Linked DNA regions of Homo sapiens: regions 1, 3 and 4 are each linked to region 2. Evidence: chromatin contacts called from ENCODE Hi-C or POLR2A ChIA-PET data. All regions are on one chromosome and are shown on one strand. The core of a region is the stretch at or near the end of the contact, and the rest is flanking DNA. Distances in the headings are between cores, read along the strand shown. Region 1 has its middle 23 kb from the start of CECR3. Region 2 holds the start of CECR2 (CECR2 histone acetyl-lysine reader). Region 3 overlaps CECR2 (CECR2 histone acetyl-lysine reader). Region 4 has its middle 38 kb from the start of CECR3.

Region 1 (2,700 bases), core at 201-2,700, 130 kb before region 2:
CACACAATATCACAATCTTGGTGACTCAAAAAACAGAAACTTATTTCCTCACAGTTCCCTGGGCTGGAAGTCCAAGATCAAAGTGTTGACAAGCTTGGTTTCTTCTGAGGCCTCAGTGTGCCAACAAGGACCCTTGCTGTCTCTTCCCACTCCGAATTTCCTGTTCCTATAAGGACGCCAGTCAGATTAGATTAGGCCCACCCTAAGGGCCTCCTTTTAATTTAATCACCTCTTTAAAGGTCCTATCTCCAAGTACAGTCACCTTTTGAGGTACTGAGCATTAAGGCTTCAACACACGAGTTTTGGGCCAGGAGTGGTGGCTCACAACTATAACCCCAACACATTGGGAGGCTGAGATGGGAGGATCCCTTGAGCCCAGGAGGTCGAGGCTCAGTGAGCTATGATCGTGTCACTGCACTCCAGCCTGGGCAACAGAGCAAGACTCTGTCTCAAAACAAAACAAAACAAAACAAAACAAACCCATGAATTTTGGGGGAGACACCACTCAGCCAGCAACACTGTAAGTATGGAATACTAATACCAACCTATTTCACTAGTTGAGGGAAGTGATTTCAGAAGAGGGGGCTGAGATTTGTCATAATCAGCAGACCAAGTTTAGATGTAAGTACCTCCTGCAAAATTTCAGAAAGATCTGTCTTGTCCTTTGTCAACAGAAAAAATCACTCCTTCATGCAAGCATTTATTGAGTGCCTCTCTGTGCCAAGTTGGCTCACTGCAATGCAGATATTATCTGATCTAATCAAGGGGTATTTATTGAGTGGCGTTGGAGGTTAAAGGAGTATCAAACAAACTTGATCCCAGTCCTGAAGGAGCTTGTAATTCTTGCTGGAAAGGCAAGACCAACTCATAGGAAACAACAGGAACAGCAGCAGGTGATATACAACTGAGTTCTAAATTGTGTGGTGCAGACTTCAATTGCTGCTGGAATTGGGAATGAGGAAGATCAATGAGGGAGCGGGTCAGCACCAGCTAAATCACTTAGACTGAGGCATTCATCAGCCTGAGCCATTGTTCACGCTGCAGACTTTCTGTTCAAAATGGTAAAAGCCAGTCCGAGGCTGGGCACGGTGGCTCACGCCTGTAATCCCAACATTTTGGGAGGCCGAGGCGGGCGGATCACATGAGGTTGGGAGTTCGAGACCAGCCTGACCAACATGGAGAAACCCTGTCTCTACTAAAAATACAAAATTAGCCGGGCGTGGTGACGCGTGCCTGTAATCCCAGCTACTCAGGAAGGCTGAGGAAGGAAAATCTCTTGAACCCAGGAGGCAGAGGTTGCAATGAGCTGAGATCACGCCATTGCACTCTAGCATGGTCAACAAGAGCTAAACTCCGTCTCAAAAAAAAAAAAAAAAAAAAGCCAGTCCAAAAGCCTCAGTCACAGGGATGACTCAGGACCTTGAGTTTCATTTCATGTTTCTAATGTCATGAGACAACCGTGGGCCTCGCCCTGCTCAGCAGAGTCCTACCCCCCACTTTCTCCACACAGCTTCCCCTACTCAGGGTACATGAAAAAGGGGTTCCCCACCACAACTCTATGGCCACACCCCAGGGGGCAAGTTCAACCAACAGGCCAGGCGAATGAGCCCCATCTGTGCCCCATTCCCACCTGATCGGACCCCACAGCCCTTTGGGAGCACTCAGATACTGGTGAGAATGCCCCTGTTTGCTTGGGGGGCCCGTGGCTACTTATTGACGGCACAGGGCATCTGTTGAGAAGATGCAGGCAGGGGAGGGAAGGAGAGAAAGACAAGAGGAGCCTATGCAATTGGCGAGAGACACAGAGGACAGAGAACATGGGGAACTGAGGACTAGAACGGATTTCTGGCCTGACCCGTTCTGGGGGACTCCTTTTAGACCAGGGGTCTGTGTTGGCCCGTGAGTGCAGCTGGGCTCTCTCCACCTCTTTTCAGCCTCCTCTGCCACTCTGAAAGGCCCCAGGTTTTATTCCCGGTTCACATTGCCGCACCCATAACCCAGGGAATGTGGCAGCCCCTGCTGGGGTTTCACAGGCGTGCAGAGGGTGCCTCTGGGTAGGGCTTCATTCCTCTATGGGCAGGAGTCCCTGGGCACTGACCACGCCCTAGTGACAGCCAGAGTGCCTTCATTCCAAGTGCTATATTAGCAGTATCTTAAAAACCTGTCTGAGCCGGGCGCGGTGGCTCACACCTGTAATCCCAGCACTTTGGGAGGCTGAGGTGGGCGGATCACGAGGTCAGGAGATCGAGACCATCCTGGCTAACACGGTGAAACCCCATCTCTACTAAAAGTGCAAAAAATTAGCTGGGCGTGGTGGCAGGCGCCTGTAGTCCCAGCTACTTGGGAGGCTGAGGCAGGAGAATGGCGTGAACCCGGGAGGCGGAGCTTGCAGTGAGCCGAGATCGCGCCACTTCACTCCAGCCTGGGCAACAGAGCAAGACTCCGTCTCAACAAAAAAAAAAACCTGTCTGAAACAAGTACGTGAGAATTCACTTCTTCTTCTTTTTTTTTTTTTTGAGATGGAGTTTCGCTCTTGTTGCCCAGGCTGGAGTGCAATGGCACGATCTCAGCTCAACACAACCTCTGACACCCAGGTTCAAGTGATTCTCCTGCCTCAGCCTCCTGACTAGCTGGGATTATAGGTATGCATCACCATGCTGGGCTAATTTTGTACTTTTAGTAGAGACGGGGTTTCTCCAT
Region 2 (2,739 bases), core at 97-2,596:
CCATTTAAAATTATGTTTCTGAATGCTGCCTTAAAAAATACAACAAGTTATTATCATAATAAAGTGAGGGAGAGTGGAGGGGTAATTATCCAGACAGCCCATTCCAAAATCTATCATATAAATTATCTCCAGATTGTACACTACTTAAAGGTAGAAGAGGATCTTTGAGTTTAACCCTTGTACACTTTGTGATTGTGCCTGTCACTCAATAAATAGTTGATTAATTTGGGGGACGCACCAGGAGCAGTGTTTCCTATCTGAAAGGTGGACCACCGAACTCAGAGGCGGCCCTCTGAGACCAGCAGGATGCAAGTGCGACGACCAATACAAATATCTGAGCATTCAATGGAGTTTTTCCAAACTTCTAGCCTGTTTCTGGGGTGATTTTTTTTCTTAGGATTTAGCAGTACTCCACCGCGCTACAGCAGTTAGCATTTCTAAAGCACACACTCCAACACCCTTCGGCCGTAGCACATTCAATCCCTCCGCCGGGGCGTGGGGGTCTCCTCCCCTCCGAGCACAGTCCCCGGCTTCCCGATCTCCTCTGCCCCATCCCCCCGCCTTCCAAGCACATTGTGCTCACTCTTCCAGGCAGCTCTTTCAGCGGCCGGGCAGTAGCAGGGTTCCGAGCCCGTCTTCTCCGGGGCGGTCACACGTGTCCATTCCCTGGGGTTGGGGATCGCTCTTCCCGCTTGGCTGCTGATTGGTGCCTCCCCCTACCCCACCCTTCCCGCCGCTCTCCAGCCTCCATCCTACTTCGTTCCAGCTCAATCAGCCCCACCGCCTTCTTCCCTCGGAGAAAAAAGCCACTTCAGAGCTCCTTGGGCGCCGTTCTCGGCTGGAATAAAAGCGTTAAGAAACAGGTGGAAAGCACTTCACTTCTCTAGGCTTCATATTTCTAGGGTGGACAGCCCGCTCCTGCTCCGGCTCTGCCCTCGGCATCAATAATAACTGAACTCCCACACGTGCACGTTTCTGTCTCTAGCCCGACCGAAAGGACCACCCCGCGGGCCCTTTAAAAGGACGCGACCACTCAGGCCAAGTGGGGGTGGGAGAGCTCCTGGCCGTCCTCCCTTGGGAAAGTGCTTCAACTCCCCAGTCCCAAAGTCCTGGAGGGCGGAGGGCGCCTCGTGAGAGTTCTCGGGGGTGCGGCCCGCGCCCCCTGGGTCCTGCGGATCTGGGCCCGGGGGCGCGCGCCCCGCCCCTCCCCCTCCCTGGCGGTGCAGCTGTCCGGGCGGGGGTGGGGCGGGGGCGGGGGTTGTTGTTGTGGCGCGGGCAGCCCCGCCCCCTCCTCGTGGGCGGCCCCTCCCCCAGGCCCCGCGTCCGGCCCCTCCGCCCCTAGCCCCATCTGTTTCTCCGGCGGGGACTCGATTATATTGTAGGGGACTGGGGGCGGCCGCCGCCGCAGCCGCGGGATGGGGCGAGCGCGCGGACCCCGCGGGCAGCCGCAGCCGCAGCCGCCTCAGTAGTTCGGGCCCCCGCGCCGCCGCCCCCCGCCCGGCGCCCGCCCTCGGCTCCTGCACTCGCCGAGCGGCGGCAGCAGCGGGAGGAGCGCCCCGCCGCCCCCGCCGAGGACCGCGCGGAGGCTGCGGCGCTGCCGCGGCGGGAGTCCCAGGTCGGCGGGCAGAGCGCGGGCAGCGAGGGGCCGCCGCCTGTGCCGCAGCGGGGAGATGTGCCCAGAGGAGGGCGGCGCGGCCGGGCTGGGCGAGCTCCGCTCCTGGTGGGAGGTCCCGGCCATCGCGCACTTCTGCTCGCTCTTTCGCACCGCGTTCCGCCTGCCCGACTTCGAGATCGAGGTGAGTGGCCGCGCGGGCGGGAGGCGGCGCGCTGCGCCCCCTGCTCCCCCTGCCCCGCGCGGGGTGTCCCGGGCCGTCGCGCAGAGGGGCCGGGGCCCGAGGGACTTCGGCCGGGAGTCGGGGGCCAGGAGGAGGGCGCAAAAGGGCAGGAGGGCGGGCGGGGGCCGCCGGGCTGTGCCCGGGTGCCGAGGGGCGTCGGGCCGGGGACGCCGGATCCTGGGGTGGAGGAGCAGGCACCGCGAGGGCGGGGCGGGCCCGTGCTTTTGTGGGAGAGGGAGCGGGAGCGGGACCCGGCGACCCTCCCGGGACTTCTCCGGTGGGCTGGGGCTGGGTGTGGGCGCGAGGGCTGCGCGCGCTCGCCGCCCGGTGCCATTGAGGCGCGAGCCAGCTGCTCCGGCGGGGCCGGGCGCGGGGGGGGGGCCCGCGCGGGATTAACTCGGACCGGGGCGGGAGTCGGCCGCGGCCGGCGGGGAGGGCTAGCCCCGCTCTGGCGGGCGGGCGCGTGGCAGGGGCTCCCGGAGGCCCCAAGCTCCCGGGAGGCGCTCCGGCCAACTTCGGGCCGGTGGGGACCGGGCCTGGGCGCGGGGCTCTGGAGGTGTGGAAGGAAAGTTTGGGACTCCGTTATTCTTCCACAGCGTCCTTCCTCCCGTAATATCCAGCCTCTTTATCGCGGGGCTCGGGAGCCCTTGGAGTTGATCTCGCCACCATTATCCCCCCGGGCGAGCGCGGAGGACGGGCTGGCCATTCTGGCCAGGCCGGAGGTGTTTTCCAGCCCGGGGCTTTGTGATAACTGGGCCGAAACCCGAGGGTCCTGGAGCGCGGCGGGTGGCGGGAGCTTGCGGAGCGCGGCGCACTCGGCGGCCAGGCATCGGCCAGCCCAGCGGCAGCCCCCTTTCTCCTATTTTTATTTTTATTTTTGGAAGGAGCTGAGAATTAGTCGATT
Region 3 (2,700 bases), core at 31-2,530, 67 kb after region 2:
CTCTAAGTTTAGGAAGCCCTCAGCACCTTTTGAACTGTGTAACCTGACAAGAAAGATGTCTGGGGAATTAGCAAGTTCTATTTTTGTTTGGTCCAGTGAAAATTCTGGACAGGCCACAAACACATTCTAGGGAGTCTAGAATAGACTCCCTTGAGCTCTTTTAATTCTTAAAAAAAAAAAAAAAAAAAAAAAAAACAGGAGCAGGACCATCCAACTTAATCCAGTGAAACGGTGATTTTTTCTCATAGTCATCCCATCCCTTATACAGTGTCTCTCTGGCCAAATTAATTAATACATCAGATGTTCTGAAACACACTGTACTAAATTAGATTTGGGGTCATAGCTATGAATTATCAGTCATCCTCCAAGGGTGCTGGGCAAAGCAAAGGTAAATTTTTTGAAACTTTAGTTTCTTTCTTTTCTTTTCTTTACCTTCTTTCTTTCCCTTCCTCCCTCCCTCCCTCTGTCTGTCTCGCTCTGTCACCCAGGCTGGAGTGCAGTGGCACCATCTCAGCTCACTGCAACCTCCGCCTCCTGAGTTCAAGAGATTCTCCTGCCTCAGCCTCCTGGGTGGCTGGGACTACAGGTGCGTGTCACCACGCTCAGTTAATTTTTTATATTTTTAGTAGAGACGGGGTTTCACGGTGTTAGCCAGGATGGTCTTGATCTCCTGATCTCGTGATCTGCCCGCCTCGGCTTCCCAAAGTGCTGGGATTGCAGGTGTGAGCCACTGCACCCGGCCTTTAGTTTCTTGATGTACCATTTGCTGTTAGCTTAAATTATGCCAACTACAGCCCAAGCTTAATTCAACATTTAAATAAAGTTCTATGCACAATAATACAACACAGCACTTCTATTATAGCAACAACATTAGCTGTCTCTAGTTCCTAAAATAAGAAACTGGAGTGACGGAAGAAAGACTTGGGTTGCTTGTTCCCACCTTTGACTTGTAAACTTCCTTAATGGTCTTTCATCAGATGCTTAAGCTGCCAGAGTATCCCTTATGAATTAACCAGCTACTCTGTGGGAAACTGCTTTTGTACTACTTCCAATTCTGACAACCTTTTTCTCAAGTTGAGCTGCCTCTGTTCCTACTTCTGAAATGCCTGTGCAATGCTGACTGAGTTTGTCACCAGTAAGTTCTCCCCAGACAGGGAAGTCCTGCGGGACCAGTATCAGTCCTCAGTCAGGAAGAGGTTGTATAAATAGCGGGTGCTCACACTCTAGAAAAAGGGGCGGAGGAGAAGGTAAGTGTTGAGCCCCAGATGTGAACTCCTATTTTTGTTTCAGGGTAATTAATGTTTCCTTAAGTGAGCTAAGCCTTGGGCTCTTGCGCCTCTGGCTTTCAGGCCTGAATCAGCAATCTTTAGGCAGGAACTGGGGGTGGGGAAAAGGATTTTGTATTTCATGTCATCCCCAAATGAATGAAGTAATATGAGAGCAGCACTTTCTGAAGCTTGGCCTTGAGGCTGGAGAATGGGTTGTGGAAGGTGAAAACTTTCCTTTTAAAATCCTAGTGACTTGGGGAGAACTGGCCTCTGACAAGTCTCTTGCTGCAGTCTGATGACTGCAGCTCTCAGAGATGCTGTTGGGTTGTCTGGTGTTTGTTTCTAGTTCTCTGCTCGAGTGTTAGTGCCATTAGATGGTCTTGCCCCTGTCTGCGGTTCTGCCTTCCATGTCTTCCCCTTCCCCCTTGGCCTCCTAAATTAGATACATTCCCCCTCTGCTCCCAGACGTCTCCATCTCCTCATCCCCTGACAGAGCAATCATTTATCAAGTTGTTTCACGCGTTGTCGGGAGGGGGGCCCTGGGGACTCAGTTTGTTTCGTCCCTTTGTTGAAGCTCCACAGGATCGGCCAGCTTAGTCTCCAGCCAACTGCTGAGAGTTGCTGGACTCCAGGAGCAAATGTTAAAGGGGCCGCCTTTCATCTACTTGCTGTGACTTCAACCTTTCTATTTAAATTCCAGCTTATTGGAACTCACATACGTACACTTCCTCGACATGTTTTTGATCATATGATATTTCTTTTTCATTATGTACCTCCCCATCCATACCATCACTGAGGACCTGAAATAGATTTTTCATAGTATATTACTGTAGACATACTTTGTAAGTAGGAGTTCCTGCTTTTTTATGACTTCTTTTTATGTATGCTTTGACTTATCAAGGTGTCACACTGTTGACCATAGAAATTTCTAAATAGTATAGGGATTAAAAAAAATTTTAAAGTTTGTCAGACTTTAAAATGCAAGGTGAGCATCACTGCTTCTTAGCAGGAGTGATGAAGGTTTTCCATAGTGTCTACAAAGATAAAAGGAAAAATTTCCTTCGACTTCAAGGATGTATAGTGTGAATGTTAACCAATGTTGACCATGAATTTGAAAGATGGATGTTACTCACTGTAACTTAATAGTTTAAAAGGACAAAGTTTCTTTTGTGGAGTAATAGAAATGAGACTTTAATGTTAATGAAAATTTTTTTCTGTGATCTAGGAATATTTCCTCCCAGTATTTTATTATGAAAACTTCCAAATGAACAGAAAAGTTGAAAGAATTGTACATTATATTTGGGGTTTTAAAAATGCATTTCTTTAGCAAGCTGAATATTACATGCAGTAGTATCATAATGCATTGTAAAGTTATGCTTGGAAGCAAAGTAACAACAAAAATGCCCCAGATGACATGCGTTACAAACAGAAC
Region 4 (2,700 bases), core at 65-2,564, 65 kb before region 2:
AGCCCCCAGGTCTGTGGTATTTTATGATAGCAGCCCCAGTTGATTAGTACCGATAGTCAATGGCTACAGGGGACGATTCTGTCAGTACACTAAGCTGTGGGCAATGGTGCCACAGAACACATGGGGGCACCTTTAGAGAGCTTCAAATTCATGCCAAGATTTGCAGGGAACATTGTTTTCATGTTGGGACAAATACAGATAATTTATGGGATACAATGCACAATTCACTTGACTTTTTTTTTTTTTTGAGATGGAATTTCCCTCTTATTGCCCAGGCTGGAGTGCAATGGCATGATCTTGGCTCACCACAACCTCTGCCTCCCAGGTTCAAGTGATTCTCCTGCCTCAGCCTCCTGAGTAGCTGTGATTACAGGCATGCGCCACAACGCCCGGCTAATTTTGTATTTTTAGTAGAGATGGGGTTTCTCCATGTTGGTCAGGCTGGTCTTGAACTCCCGGCCTCAGGTGATCCACCCGCCTTGGCCTCCCAAAGTGCTGGGATTAGAGGCGTGAGCCACCACACGCGGCCCGCTTGACTTTTTAAGCAAAGAATAATATGACAAAGACACGCCTCCCGCAGCAGTATTCTCCATCGTATCAGTTTGTGTTCAGCCAGGAAAATCGGCACTCCAGTGCAGCAAGCTGGTTCCACAGGTGCTGAGGGACTTACAGCGCAGGAAGCCGTTGCTACTCCTAGGGTTAGGAAGACACAGTAGGAGATGACGTTGCCGGGCTCCTGAAGACAGGGTTCCGTGTTAGTGGGTGGAGGTGATGAGGGAAGCTGGGACCAGGAAGGGAGATGATGTCCAACTAGAGATGGAACTGTGCAGGAGACACTGCCTTTGCACGACATGGGGCCCTTGCAGGAGGAGGAACACCCTGCCTTCCTCCTGGCTCCCACACTCCAGTCTTCTGCAGTGCCCCCAACAGCCAGAAAGCATGGGAGATGGGGAAATGTGGTTCCCGACCAAACAGGCTGGAGCAGAGCATGGGGTAGTGAGGACAAGTGGGCCCGCAGGCTGCAGGTGGGTACATTGTGGTGAGAATGGAACCACAGGAAGCATCGGCGTAAGGGACTTTCCTAGTGCTGACGCCTACGTTAGGGGTGAAGGGTATTTCATCATGAGTAGATGAGGTTTCTTCTTCAGCCTCTTTCCCTTCGACATGGAGAAACTGTGATCTCTCTGTGTGCTTGGCTCTGACTTCATGATCATGGGAGAGCCTGGCTGCTCTGGCTGTGGCCATTTCCAGCTCCCATCCCCCCTTGTCCCAGCAGGACAGGAGGGTTCTTCGTTACCCAGGAACGGCCGTGATGGTCACCTGTCCTAATCGTCCTCTCGTCCCCAGGCCGCTGCTGACTCCTGGAGGCTCCCGGGCTTCTCTGGCACTCTGTGCCTTTGTGGCTGTTCCCCAGCGGATCCCCCAGCCACTCCTGCCTGCCTACATCCTACTTATGCTTCCAAGCCTGGTAGTGGACATGGCCCTTCCTTCCTCCAGGCTGCTTCGGTGTGCTGTTTTACCCTGTGCTTGGCACTGACTGACATTCATCCTCTTGCTATTGGACTGCGTCACTGACAAGGCTGTTTAATCCACTGACCTGAAAGCCCTGGAGGCAAGGGCTGTGCCTGTCTTTATCCCAGTAGCCTCCACCAGGCCAAGGAGTGCCCTGCACTAGCACACAACCCGAGTCTATCAAAACGAAACTGGGGGCATTTTGTATGATTTTTCAGAGAGTGGGTCATTTTCGCAAATCTTTGTGCCAAGCCAGAAAGACCCAAGTGTAGAATGTACCACGGTTGTAGGTAGTAGCTGCAGCTGTCACAGTATCTTGAACCTAAATACCTTGCCTTTCTTTTTTTTTTTTTTTTTTGAGGTGGGGTGAACAGAGTCTGGCTCTGTCGCCCAGGCTGGAGTGCAGTGCTGCAATCTCGGCTCACTGCAGCCTCTGCCTCCCGGGTTCAAGCGATTCTCATGCCTCAGCCTCCTGGGAAGCTGGGATTACAGGCACGCACCACCACGCCTGGCTAATTTTTGTATTTTTAGTAGAGACAGGTTTCACCATGTCAGTCAGGCTGGTCTCAAGTGATCCACCTGCCTCGGCCTCCCGAAGTGCTGGGATTACAGGTGTGAGCCACCACACCTGACAGCTTAATATTTTTATAATAATTGCATTACTTTTTAAGATTGTTGAGCTCAATTCTAAGGAAAATGCTTACTGAACTACCTGAGAGGCACAGTGCATCATGGTCCCCTGGAGGCCTCTCCAGTCCCCACTGCGGAGCCCAGTGCTCAAGTGCACAGCTCTCAGGCCCTCCCAGCACCACCCTGCCAAGGCAAGCTGGCATGCTACTTTCGGAGAACAGGAGAAGCTAGGGAGAATGAGGCAGCCAGGGAGGCTCCCCTTTTCTCTGACTTAAGTTTCTTCTACCCTGTCAGGTTGATCTCTTCCCTGCTCCTAGCATTTGATCATCCCCTTGGAACCACGTTAATTGTTTTTGGGGCTTTTTGCTTGTTCAGATAACAGTCTGGTATCATCTTCAAAGGCCAAATGTCTGGAAGAGAAACAAGATGACTTCTAATAATTTACCAGCCTCTGCCTCTGATTAAGAATTCTGGACACTTTAACTTATGGGGCCTATTATTAGGAAGCTCAAAGTTTTAATTAGAAAGGGTGAGGAGATTTGTGCATTAAGAAGGGTT

Evidence for each region. Hi-C counts contacts between places; a loop is a spot of excess contacts on that map. ChIA-PET counts read pairs that join two places held with the same protein, here RNA polymerase II (POLR2A). Pooled maps may share reads with other maps.
Region 1: a loop to region 2 is called in a pooled map, with 2.8 times the contacts of the local background. The contact joins the enhancer-like site here to the promoter of CECR2 in region 2. A Hi-C loop is called at or near these places in 2 of 168 maps with a recorded cell type or tissue (CD4-positive, alpha-beta T cell and Right ventricle myocardium superior), 2 of 37 single-sample maps with no recorded cell type and 5 of 50 pooled maps. POLR2A ChIA-PET finds 5 or more read pairs at or near these places in 7 of 52 experiments (A673, H1, HEK293T and 2 more).
Region 3: a loop to region 2 is called in a map of dorsolateral prefrontal cortex, with 9 times the contacts of the local background. The contact joins the enhancer-like site here to the promoter of CECR2 in region 2. A Hi-C loop is called at or near these places in 12 of 168 maps with a recorded cell type or tissue (CD4-positive, alpha-beta T cell, GM23248, IMR-90 and 7 more), 2 of 37 single-sample maps with no recorded cell type and 9 of 50 pooled maps. POLR2A ChIA-PET finds 5 or more read pairs at or near these places in 7 of 52 experiments (H1, HEK293, HEK293T and 3 more).
Region 4: a map of spleen shows a loop between it and region 2 (4-fold over the local background). The contact joins the enhancer-like site here to the promoter of CECR2 in region 2. A Hi-C loop is called at or near these places in 2 of 168 maps with a recorded cell type or tissue (kidney and spleen), 1 of 37 single-sample maps with no recorded cell type and 5 of 50 pooled maps. POLR2A ChIA-PET finds 5 or more read pairs at or near these places in 6 of 52 experiments (H1, HEK293, OCI-LY7 and 2 more).

Annotation. Positions count from the first base shown.
Region 1 is chr22:17,242,226-17,244,925 of GRCh38, forward strand. No RefSeq gene overlaps it. Among named protein-coding and RNA genes, the nearest start is that of CECR3, 23 kb to the right of the region's middle. RefSeq lists enhancers at 1,264-1,323, 1,344-1,603. Within about 2 kb of position 1,451, at least 6 of the 41 ENCODE cell types and tissues checked have a DNase peak (open chromatin) inside an H3K27ac peak, as active enhancers do.
Region 2 is chr22:17,368,114-17,370,852 of GRCh38, forward strand. It overlaps CECR2 (CECR2 histone acetyl-lysine reader), which reads left to right and starts at 1,347. Exons shown (of 19, transcript NM_001290047.2): 1 at 1,347-1,796. The coding sequence starts at 1,671. RefSeq lists silencers at 1,605-1,674, 1,685-1,784.
Region 3 is chr22:17,435,516-17,438,215 of GRCh38, forward strand. All of the region lies in intron 1 of CECR2 (CECR2 histone acetyl-lysine reader), which reads left to right. Among named protein-coding and RNA genes, the nearest start is that of CECR2, 67 kb to the left of the region's middle. RefSeq lists an enhancer at 51-611. Within about 2 kb of position 1,281, at least 5 of the 41 ENCODE cell types and tissues checked have a DNase peak (open chromatin) inside an H3K27ac peak, as active enhancers do; they include dorsolateral prefrontal cortex, where a contact is called at or near this core.
Region 4 is chr22:17,302,982-17,305,681 of GRCh38, forward strand. No RefSeq gene overlaps it. Among named protein-coding and RNA genes, the nearest start is that of CECR3, 38 kb to the left of the region's middle. RefSeq lists enhancers at 785-904, 975-1,244. Within about 2 kb of position 1,315, at least 3 of the 41 ENCODE cell types and tissues checked have a DNase peak (open chromatin) inside an H3K27ac peak, as active enhancers do; they include spleen, where a contact is called at or near this core.